2 separate regions of the Homo sapiens genome follow, and region 2 is linked to region 1. A link is a contact called in ENCODE Hi-C or POLR2A ChIA-PET data. All regions are on one chromosome and are shown on one strand. Each heading gives the region's core, a stretch centred on a gene start or an enhancer-like site at or near the end of the contact. The rest is flanking DNA. Distances are from core to core; before and after follow the strand shown.

Region 1 (5,733 bases), core at 2,146-4,645:
GTGGGAGGAATAAAGTTACTTGGTGAGTTCCTATACTATTAATGAAGTCTCTGCCTCCATGCCTGTTGAGACTGGTATCTGAGGTGAACTCCTGTCACCTTTTCTGTTGAATCTTATTTTGGGGAGAAACCAGTAATTGAAGTGAAACAGTGTAAGTGACTCTCCAATGTATCACAAGCTCTCTTCAACTCAATTTAGAAACATCTCTTATTAGGAATGAAAACTTTAAGCAGATGCCCCATTCCAACCTCCCACCCCCACCCCGCCTTTTTTCTGTTGGACTGTTATGCTTGTTTGTGGCACATTTAATTAGCTTCTCAGGGACTTGCTGTGAATAATAGCTCCCTCACATTTAGAAATGCGATAGGTATACACTTGTTTGTTTAGAATCAGATCACGTATTTCCATGTAAAGATATTTCAAATAATGCCTGGGTTCACAGGTGCCATTTTAACTCAGTTTGCAACCGGAATGCAGTACTCATCCTATTATCTTGGGTTTGGGGAGTAGGAGGCTGTATAGGAGGGGAGGGAAAGGAAGAGGAAGAGAAAAAAATTGAGCACAGTTTTGAAATTGACAAAGGGTTTCCTGGGTGCTGCCTCTTGCTGCCTCCCTGTCTCCTACTTCTGTCCTCAGGACCTTCCAGGACCCTGACGGCCCATCATGGCACTTTGTAGACCTCCAAATCACTCAGTCAACTCTGAATCCAACTCCCACTGTGGCAGGGCTGGTGTTCTTTGCTGCGTTAAGAATGTTGTTCTCCAATTCCAGACATTTAAACCAAAGAGTAAATGTTAATTAGCGCCTTAACTTCCAGAAAGCAATTTCCAGTTTCCCTTTTAATCGTGACAATGAACCTAATTGGTAGAATTAGGCAAGAAGAGAGGGAAGGGGCAGAAAATTCTGGACTGAGAACTTGCCTCTAGGTTTGGTGCTCCCTGCTTGTGCCTGGATCTCCCAGCTTCCTTCATTTCTGGATCCCATAGTGTTTGAAAGCTGCAGGTGCTCTGCGGTCTCCCAGGGCAATAGCGAAGTTGTGAGATGAGGTTGAGGAATGAGGTGGGAGCAGGTGTGGATAGTTCACACTACTGACCTGGATGAAATGTTTGTGAGTCAACCCTACCTTTGGAGTCAGAGAGCTTGGTTCAGCTATCAGATCCACTGACTATGTAACTTTGAGCATTTATTTAACCTCAAGGTCTTCATCATAAGAGGGCATTATAAAGATTAATAACAATTCACAAGAAACCTTTTGGCCCAAAGTAGGTGCCCAGTAAATGAGTGATGTTATTAAGAGCCCAGGTGGTGGTGGATAGTGACATTAGCAATATCAGGAAGGCAGCAGCATTAGTCAAATAAACGATGTGTTCATTGTTATTTGAAGGGTACGTAATGTTCTGTTTGTTTGTTTAAAATGGATTTGTGAGGGATGGGTGTGAAGGATGGCTTGAGGCCAGGAGTTCGGGACTAGCCTCAGCAACATAGCGAGACCTCATCTCTACAAAAAATATATATAAAAAAAAGCTGGGTGTGGTGGCACCGCCTGTAGTCCTGATTACTCAAAAGGCTGAGGTGAGAGGATTGCTTGAGCCCAAGAGTTTGAGGCTGGAGTGAGCCGTGATCACACCGTTGCATTTCAGCCTGGGTGACAGAGCGAGCCCCTGTGTCAGAAAATAAGATTTGGGGGGATGGAAAACAGGGTGGAGCGCGAGTTAGGTAGTCAGAAGTTGTACCTCCAGATGCTGGCTGAACGAGGCAGCGGAGCATCTGTGAGGAGGTTGGGCCTTTGCAGAGAGAGCCCGGGGCGGGACGCCGGAGGAATATTTGACACAGTCTGAGTGGCCGCTACGCAGACGCTTTCATCAGCAGTCATTCCTCGTCTGTCTATAGGCGAGAATCAATAACAGAAGAAAAAGGTGACAAATCATTCATTGCCCAGAGACTGGCTGTAAATCCAGTGCCTGTTATTTTCTTTCTAATCATTTTAACAAAACTTCTGTACGAGTCCTTTCCCTGCAACACAGAACCTCATCCCTGGACTTTGAAAGGCCTTTGGAAAGATCTGAAATTACATTTTGTATTATCCGAAGTTGTTATCTCGGGGGAGTTAAAGGTCTACTTTGCTCTTTGTGCTTAAGTTAGATCAGCGTTCATAATGTCATAGTTTTCTTTTTTACAATCTGTTTCATGATACTCATAAATTTTAGAGAAATCTGTCTGAAGGTTCTGCATACACCTCTGTGTGTTTCTGGGGGGTGTGTACTTTTATACATCTTAGCTCTGACTTGCTGTTATACAAACTCACTCTTAATATCGCATCTCCCTCCCCTTTCTCTCCCCACAGAAACACAAACACACTTATTTATGTATAGAGTCCTGAAAGTCAGAAAGGACATTAAAAACCATGTATTCCACCCAACTTACTTGGTAGCCAAGGAAACAGAAACCTAGGGAGAGGAGCTGATTCCCCTACCCCCTTGTAGGGAGCACCAGGACTAGGCCCTGGGTGTCCTGCTTCAGGTTCAGAGCTTGGGATGCAGAGCTTGTCCCCAGAGCAGGAGCTGCAGGGCCTGCTCTCCAAGCTGCCTGCACTTTCACAGATGGATGTCAGGTGCCTCCCAAGCTGGAGTACCTGGAAATGGGTAAAAATAGTTGAACAAGTGAGTACAGTTGGCGAAAAGTAAAGTCTTTTTAGACAGCTTTGGAATGATTAGAGAGGGGACTTGGGGACCACTCCAGCAGTGGTCTGCATAGAAGATCTTTTGTAAGCACTGATTTATTTTTCTGCTGAGGGGCCAGCCTCAGGCAGAATTGGGAAATAGGCAGCTTGATATGATGCAGTGATTTTCTAACCCTTTCTCCATCTCCCTTTTAAAACTATAGGACTCTTCCCTCAAATAGAAGCATAAGAGGAAGCCCAATAAGTAAAACCGATCCAAGTGGTCGAAGCGGGGGTGGGAGGCCCAGGTTCTGCTCACTTGACTGTCACATTCTTTCCTTGCACTTCATCTTCCACCTTCACCCTCCACTAATTACAGGGCTTCTCCGGAGGCCCAGCCCTTGTGCTAGGTTTGGAAACCACCCTTGCCGTGAAAAGCCAGTGTTTTGGATTCAGGCAACCCTGTGTTAGTCACCGTGGGCAAACCCCTTCACCACTGAGCCTGACTTTCTTTTCTTGTCAATTGAGGATTAAGTCTCAAAGATTTTTGCATGTAAATCTTAATATATAACTGGGCCTTAGCAGATACTCTGTAAACATTGATTCCTATCTCTCTTTTCTTCTCCCTTCACTTTTGCCCCCGGATGGCCTCTCCCTCTTCAGGAGCCCTGGGATCTAGCATTCTTCAGACATGCTCAGCTCTCCAGGAAAACTATGAGTCACTTATATTCCAGGTCAGGTCAGCCTGTCTTGCCCAAGAGCATTTCCATTGGCAGTTCAGATTCTAGCAAAAAAAAAACTCAATTCCTGCCTCTCGGATATTCAGTTAATTGAGAACTGGCTCAAACAATTGACATTCAAGGGAACTGTATTGAGGGACCTTGTCATCATTCATTTATTAAGACCAGCAGTTGGCCTTCTATCTCCAGTTAAGTTGAGCACTGGTCTAGGCACTTATATAACAATATAGTATATATATTCCTTAAAATCCTCATATTCTGCATAATTGCATTAAAAAAACCAGCATGACTTATAGGAAAAGCAGAGTTATGACCATATCCCCCAAAACCTATTTGACTTTGTAACCAGGACATTAACAAAAGCAAAAGAAACACGAAAAGATAAAGAAATACCACTCTAAAAAGGACTTTACCTTTAAAAATGGTTGAAGATGGCTTGATGGATTGTAAGGAAAAGTTGTTGAATTTTGGAGACAAGGATACAATGAAGTAAGATCATAGGCAACAATACAAAAAGAAAAGCCACATACTTTCTGAACCAAGAACCACATGTCTGTCTGAGCTGAGAACTCTGTGACTTGCTGTATTCTGTGTTTGAGTACATTTTTTTTAGCTGCTAGTTCTTGATTGTACAAAATATTAGCATTCTAGGAAAATTGCATGTGAAAGCAATCCAACTTTTAATTGTGCTGACATCATTTTCCTATCTGCCAGTCCTGTACAAGCAGTTCATGTTACAGTGACATATTCTGTAGTAGGTCAGACTGTTTCTAGATATCAGTGGCCTAAACCCCAGACACAGAACACAGGGGGATGCAGGTGAATAAGGCTCCGTTCCTGTCTTCAAAAAACTCATGGTCTCATGTGAGACATGAGAATGAGCTCAAATAGCTGTAGTACAAATGCTGTATGAAGGGGGACAGGAAATAATTTGTATGATTGTGGAGTAAGGTTAGGAGGCAAAAGCTTTTAGGTGGGTAGAATTGGCAGGATTTCAGCAGGCAAGGAGGGAGGGCACACTGAAGAGAACAAGTAGAGGCTTGGGGACTGGAAAACACTGGACATATTTGGGGGACTAGCATATTGTGGGGGATCCGTTTGGGGGCTGGGGCCAATTAAGAACATAAGGGAGCAGTTAAGACAGGGACGAAAATGGAGATTGGCCTCAGAGTGGGGGAGGCCTTGGCTATGGAGATGGGGGCACCGTGGAAGGATTTTGAGCAGGTGAGTGATGTGATTAGAGCCCATCCTTCAAGAAGCTCCTTCTGGCAGCCTATGCTGGGTGCGGTGGTGGGAACAGAGTGTAGTTCGGAGGTATTGCAGTTGTCCCTGTGAGAGATGTGAGGACCCTGGCTGGACTGTTACAGTGACACACAGTGGCATGGGGTGTGCAGGAAGGACACTACACCACAAACATTTTAAGGACAGAATCTGAAGTATTTGTCAACTGAGTGATGGTGCAGGGCTCTGGTGGTACCTGTTTAATGATGACAGATTTACTGTTTGCAGTGATGCTAGCTGTCATGATTGAGTCCTGTAAAAGATTATATTAAGCTAAAACTAACTGTAAAAATCAGTATATCTGTTTCTTTCCCTTCCTTTCTCTCACTTCTTTCCCTTCTTCCTTCCCTCCTTCCCTCCTTCCCTCTCTCCTATCTACCAGGTGCTTTGTGTTAACTTTTCATTCAGAGTGTTTTCTGTCCCTTACAAAGCTGACAGAGTTGTCAAGAGGTTTCACCCACTCAACCCACATTACTTGACACACAGTTACTTGCATTACAAAGCACTGCATGAGGAGCTCTTGGTAATAAAGGGGTGACTCAAACACAGATCCTCCCCTCCAGGGTCACGTCTGTGCTGTTGAATGTTGAACCACATGACTACATTACTAAATAAAAACTAAAATTAAAAGAAAAACAGGGAGGGAAGTGATAGAATAGATAGAAAAAGTATTGGAATATTTATTTTTAAAAGTCACATGCCCAAATAACAGGATAAAGACGAGTGTTATTCATTAACCTACAGAAGTGTGAACAGAATGTGATTTTAAAAATACAATTACATTTTCTCAGGATTGCAAAGTTCCAGAAACTCTGCTTGGAGCTTTATGTAACTGTTTCAATTAAGTGTCCCAAGAACCTTATGAGAAAGATGATATTACCCCCATTTTTTTTTTAATGGGGAAACTGAAGTTTCAGAAAGTCAAGTAACTTATCCAGATGCCACACAGCTAATAAATCATGAAGCTAAGGTCCACATTCAAGCGTGCCTGTATCCTAAATTAATAATCTTTCTATCACGGCATCCACATCATCCTTTCTGGCATCCTTCTTT
Region 2 (6,083 bases), core at 296-2,795, 46 kb before region 1:
TCAAGAACAGGCAGTCTTCATGGATAAGCCAGACAGTTATGTTAATTTAGAATTCATTTATGACCTAAGGGACCTGAGAAAGAATAAATTAATTCAGAATTAAATGTGGATGTGTACGTGCATGTCTACATACACGTGCACGTATGCATGCTGAGATGCATTCTATCTTTAACATTCTAAATCAGGTAAAAAGAAATCTCAACAGCATACATATTGGGCTGGGAGTAGGTCAAGGTGAATAAATTAATTAAATGTAACATTCTTTGATTTCCTTGCGTCAGTTCCCCTCTCAGAGAAAGAGAGATCTAACCAGAAGACGCAATCTAATTGATGTTCTTTTGTTTTTTTAATCCCAGCAAATTAAAGAGACTTTGCCAGTGATGTTTTTAGTTCTTTCAGGAAGAATGTGATTCCTGCTTACACTTGTACATTGTAATTTTAGTATATATTTAAAGTTTGCTGTTGTTTTCCTAACCTGAGCATTTTGGGGAAATTCTGAGCCTTAGAGATGAACAATTAGCTTGAAATAATGATATTTAAGAAGAAAAATCTGTTGGTACACAAGGGTCAGTGGCTCTAGTCTCAGTTTCTGATGAGTTCATTTCATCATTACCCTTGGAATCAGAAACTTCTTTTTTTTTTATTTATTTATTTTTTTAGACAGGATCTTCCTCTGCTGCCCAGGCCAGAGTACAGTGGTACAATCATGGCTCACTGCAGCCTCAACAACCTCCCCGGCCCCAGCAATCCTCCCGCCTCAGCTTCCAGAGTGGCTGGTACTACAGGCATAAGCCACCACACCCAGCTAATTTTTTATTTTTTGTAGAGACAGAGTCTTACTATGTTGCCTAGGCTGTTCTCAAACTCCTGGGCTCCAGCAATCCTCCTGCCTTCACCTCCCAAAGTGCTGAGATTACAGGCAGGGATCAGCAACTTCTTAAAGGTGGCTGATAAAGACAATCATATGTTGAACACAGAAGAATGGTGAGGATGGGGTGGGGGTTGGGGAAGATTGGGAGGGGGCCTGGTAGACCAAATCTGCTTCTCTAAGCTTCATCACAGCCACAGGCATCTTACAGCTTCAATTCTCACTTTATCCTTAACTCTTTTCTTAGGACTCCCAAATTCAGAATGCAGAGGTGTGGTTAATTTGATCATGTTTCTGAAATGTCTCTTACTTGTAAGATGAAGCAAATCAGTACTTGCTCTTCTTGCCCTTCCAGTGGAATGTTAATGCATGTACTTTGAATTTCTACATACTCCTGCTGAACCATTTCTCCAATATACAATCCCACAAGCCCTTCTACATGCTTCCTATGAAAATCAAGCAAAACTATGAAAGGTGACAGCATCCTGGGAGCAGGAGACTGAGGGCTAATCTTGGGTCATCTTCTACCTTGCAGTTCACCTACCTCTGAGCCTCCTTCCAGCCTCATTCATGCTGATCAGCTCCCTGGGTTGCTGTAAGAATAAAGCTCAGGGACACATGAGAGTGTTCTGGAAGGGTGGAAAGCTCCACATGCAGGAGGTTACATAATTATGTTCTAAGATTGTTCACAGCTGTCAAGCGCGACACACTGACATCCTCATGCTCCTCCACCGTTGAGAAGCAGCTGTTACTTTCATTTCAGCCTCTCCCTTCTCTGTAGGCCAGATTGAGGAGAAATGAATGAATTAAAAATCTGTTGGGGGTGAGGGAAAACCATCTGAGATGTCTTCTGTCTGGTTTTTCATCTGTGAGTATTTTAATATTCCCATTGAAACTGCAAGGTGGGTATATAAGCAGTGTAGGAGGAGGAATGTGGAACTGGAGTCACTCTAAAAATGAAATAGTAGAAATAACAGTGCTCTGGGTGAGAGGGCAGTCACTGAATATGACTCTTAAAAATTGGAGTTGGGATCAGGCATGGTGGCTCACACCTGTAACCCCAGCACTTTGGGAGGCTGAGGCGGGCAGATCACCTGAGCTTAGGAGTCCGAGACCAGCCTGGCCAACATGGCGAAACACCATCTCTACTAAAAGTACAAAAATTAACCAGGCGTGGTGGCGGGTGTCTGTAATCCCAGCTACTTGGGAGGCCAAGGCAGGAGAATCGCTTGAACCCAGGAGGCCGAGGTTGCAGTGAGCCAAGATTGTGCCATTGCACTTCAGCCAGGATGACAAGAGCAAAACTCTGTCAAAAAACAACAACAACAAAAAGCACGGTGGTTCACACTTGTAATTCCAGTTCTTTAGGAGGGCAAGGGAGAAGGATTGCATGAGGCCAGGAGCTCAAGAGCAGCCTGGACAGCACAGCAAGACCCCATTTCTGCAATAACAGTAATGATGATAACATTAAAAAGAGGACTGTCTGAGCACCTGCGGGGTTTCCTGGACCAGTTCACACACAAACTGGGGTACTTCAGCACAGCTCTTGAGGTTTATTTCTTGTCCTTCCCTCCTTATTCCCCACATTTATCTGTATCTGGAAGAGTTAGGCCAAGGCCTTTTGACATGCCTAGAAAGTACTTCCCTACCTTGCTCACCTGGAGCACACCTACTTTTTAAAGATCTAGCACAAATGTAAACTTTACAGAAAGCTTTCCCTGATACCCACTGCCACAGAGGATTATTCTTCACTTTTTCATACCTCTGTGTTTGTAAATGCCTCTGTCACAGCATCCACTACTGATGTAAAGACATCTGTCACATTATGTTTTTACATTTTCTTGGTGGGGAGTGTCTTAGTCCATTCAGGTTGCTGTAACAAAATATCATAGACTGGGTGGGTTATAAACCACAGAAATTAATTTCTCACAGTTCTGGCTTCTGGAAAGGTTAAGATCAAGGCTCTGGCAGGTTTGGTGTCTGGCGAAGCTCCCTTTCCTGGTTCACAGACAGCTGTTGTTTCACTGTGTCCTCACCTGATGGAAGGAGAAAGGGAGCTCTGAAGTCTCAAGTGCAGAAATCCCATTCATGAGGGCTCTGCTCTTACGACCTGGCCTCTTCCTGGAGGCTCCATCTCCCAATAATCATCACCTTGGGGATTAGGATTTCAATGTGAATTTTGGGGGGACACAAACAGACTGTAGTAGACAGTGAGCTCTTTGAGGACAGGAATCATGTCTTCTTCGTCCTTGTCTTCATAGGGCACTGCAGAAGTTTTGTCACATATTAAGTACTCAGTAAATATTTAATAAGTGTATGAATGAGTTAAAAAGAAAAAAAACTAAACTTACACCATGTGCTAACGTTCCTTTTGATTCAAGAATTAATGTTAGTGCCCCATCACAATTCCCACTTGGAAAACAACCGTTAGTCCCGTAGATATAGACAGAATGTCACCGAGTTGGGTGTTTGTGTATGCGTTAGTTTCCTAGGGCTGCTGTAACAAATCACCACAAATTGGGTGGCCCAAAACAGATGTGTTCCCTCACAGTTCTGGAGTCTGGAAGTCTGAACTCAAGGACCTGGCAGGCCAGTGCTCCCTCTGAAGGCTTTAGGGGAGAATTTTTCCTTGCCTCTTCCTAGCCTCTGGTGGCTGCTTGGCAACCCTTGGTGTTCCTTATCTTGTAGCTGCAACACTTCAGTTTCTGCCTCTATAATGATTGCTATGGTTTGGAATGTTTGTGTCCCCTCAAAATTCATACATTGAAACCTAATCCCCAGTGCTGTAGTATTAAGAGATGGAACCTTCAGCAGGTGATTAGGTCATGAGGTCTCTGCCCTTGTCAGTGGGATTAGTGCCCTTACAAAAGAGGCCTCAAGGAGCCACTTCTCCTTTCTGCCATGGGAGTGTGCAGCAACAGGGCACCATTTTTTGAGGCAGAGCGCAAGCCTCCCCCAGGCACGGAATCTGCCAGTGCCTTGACTTTGGACTTCCCAGCCTCAAGAACTATGAACAATACATTTACATTGTTTATAAATTACCAGTTTAAGATATTTTGTTATAGCAGCCCAAATGGACCGCAGCAGCCATCTCCCATCTGTGTATGTCCGCGTCCGACTTTCCCTTTTCTCTTAAGTGTATGAGTCATTGGATTCAGGGCCCACCTTAATTCAGTGTGAGCACCCTACAAAGACTCTGTTACTCACAGTTAAAGGAGCAGGAGGAGTAGGACCTGAACATACCTGTTTTGCAGGACACAATTCAACTGACAACTGTACATTGTTCTTATCATGGAATCTTGACTCCTGTCTCTCCTCTAAATGGTCGCCCAGCCTCTGTTTCAGCACCCTGAGGAAGTTACTTCTTCTAGAGGCAAATTTGTATATTTGGGCAGCAGCTTTCTGAGAATTATTATTATTGAACCCAAATTTATCTCCCTGCTGTCTCTATTATTCTACAATTCGAATGAACATGGAATACAATCCTACTTATGTTTCAGAGGAGAGAGGGAGCTTTAAGGTTTTAAGATGGTGCTCCTGGCCTCCTTTCTGAATGTTCCCAGTTCCTTCAAATCATCATCCAGTCTATAGTTTCCTTACCTCACTTCCTCCACGTTGGCAGAACTTTCAGGGTGTTGGTTGAAACAGGTGTGGTAAGAGCAGCACAGATGAAAGCAGATACATTTCCTTCCAGGGAGTCTGCTTCTGTTCATGCAGCTTCAGTCACACAATCTTGGCCGCCAAAGCACACTCTTGAAACATTTGAATTTACTGTTGGTTTCATGTAATGTTGCTAAACTGTGTTCCTTGAGCATTGTACTGTTGAGCATTTTGGCCACAAGACCAAGGCTTGGCTCTTGTGTGGTTGTATTTTACTCTGCTGTACCTGGCCTGTTGCCCCAGTTTGTTGAAACACTTTTATTGTAATGTTGTCATTGCACCTTGCATGATAATGGATTTTGGTGGGGGGAGAGTAGAGACATGGTTCATGATAGAAATGGGTCTATGTTTTTGTTTTTTTGTTGTTTTTTGGGATGGAGTTTTGCTCTTGTTGCCCAGGCTGGAGTGCAATGGCGTGATCTTGGCTCACCGCAAACCTCCACCTCCCGGGTTCAAGTGATTCTCCTGCCTTAGCCTCCCGAGTAGCTGGGATTACAGGCATGCGCCACCACGCCCGGCTAATTTCGTATTTAGTAGAGACAGGGTTTCTCCATGTTGGTCAGGCTGGTCTCGAACTCCCGACCTCAGGTGATTCACCCGCCTTGGCCTCCCAAAGTGCTGGGATTACAGGCGTGAGCCACCGCACCTGGCCCGAAATGGGTCTATGTTAAAGGTCACTGTGCTGCTGCTTTATTCCCAAACACCTTATCAGAACAGGACCCAGACGTAATTTGGGGATAGCTATGGAAAAGGCTTTAGGATTTTGTACTGTTACTCTAGGCAACTGAGGAGGATGCAGCTCTCTCATACCATTTAGCAGGGTCTCCTGTGACACTTGGGTACTAATTAGATGCCCGCAGATGCTGGCAGTCCCAGCCCCTTCCTATTTGAATGAATGCAGAGATGGTCACAACCAGAACCACAGGGGACTTGGAGATGGTAACTCGAAGGATTGAGAACCGAGCCCAGAGGTCAGATCTGCATACCTGGCTCCACTTCTTGTTTGTGACTTTGGAGAAAGTACTTTGTAAAATTGGGTTAATAATAGCATCAACTTGAAGGGTTGTTAGAATAATTCCCATTTAGTTTTAGCCAAGATGCAGTCAGCAAGGTAAGCTAAGGCCCGAAGAAGTCCAGTGATTTGCCTGAGGCCACTTGTGTGTCCACCTAAACCAGGAATGGTGTTCAGCCTTTTCGTTTCTAGTTTAATGCTCTTTCTTTTAAACTACTCTAGCACTTCAGAAATCATCAGCTTATGTTATTTATTTTCTCATTCTGCTTTTGTTTATGGAATAAAGGAAGGTAAATACACAGAATTGGTATTTAAAACCTTTCTCACTAAAATACTGATTGGGTTCCTCTGTGGTGTCTATGGATTTATTTCAGATGTGTCTGGATTAGCTGGGAGACATTGTTGCCCTCTGAGACAGGGACATAAGGAGGGGAAGTTGCCCCAGTCCTTGCGTTTTCTCAAGACTTGATAAAGTCTTCCACTTCTGCTGGCAGAGCTGGCTCCCAGGGCGGGCTGGCACCATGTGCAGACTGTCTCTGCATA

Evidence for each region. A loop is a pair of places that touch in the nucleus more often than their neighbours do. ChIA-PET counts read pairs that join two places held with the same protein, here RNA polymerase II (POLR2A). Pooled maps may share reads with other maps.
Region 2: a loop to region 1 is called in a pooled map, with 4 times the contacts of the local background. The contact joins two enhancer-like sites. A Hi-C loop is called at or near these places in 11 of 168 maps with a recorded cell type or tissue (Caco-2, Calu3, GM12878 and 8 more), 8 of 37 single-sample maps with no recorded cell type and 17 of 50 pooled maps. POLR2A ChIA-PET finds 5 or more read pairs at or near these places in 4 of 52 experiments (AG04450, GM12878, activated CD4-positive, alpha-beta T cell and 1 more).

The regions. Positions count from the first base shown.
Region 1 is chr3:192,816,718-192,822,450 of GRCh38, reverse strand. All of the region lies in intron 1 of MB21D2 (Mab-21 domain containing 2), which reads left to right. Among named protein-coding and RNA genes, the nearest start is that of FGF12, 92 kb to the right of the region's middle. Within about 2 kb of position 3,395, at least 8 of the 41 ENCODE cell types and tissues checked have a DNase peak (open chromatin) inside an H3K27ac peak, as active enhancers do; they include GM12878, where a contact is called at or near this core.
Region 2 is chr3:192,860,622-192,866,704 of GRCh38, reverse strand. All of the region lies in intron 1 of MB21D2 (Mab-21 domain containing 2), which reads left to right. Among named protein-coding and RNA genes, the nearest start is that of MB21D2, 54 kb to the left of the region's middle. Within about 2 kb of position 1,545, at least 6 of the 41 ENCODE cell types and tissues checked have a DNase peak (open chromatin) inside an H3K27ac peak, as active enhancers do; they include GM12878, where a contact is called at or near this core.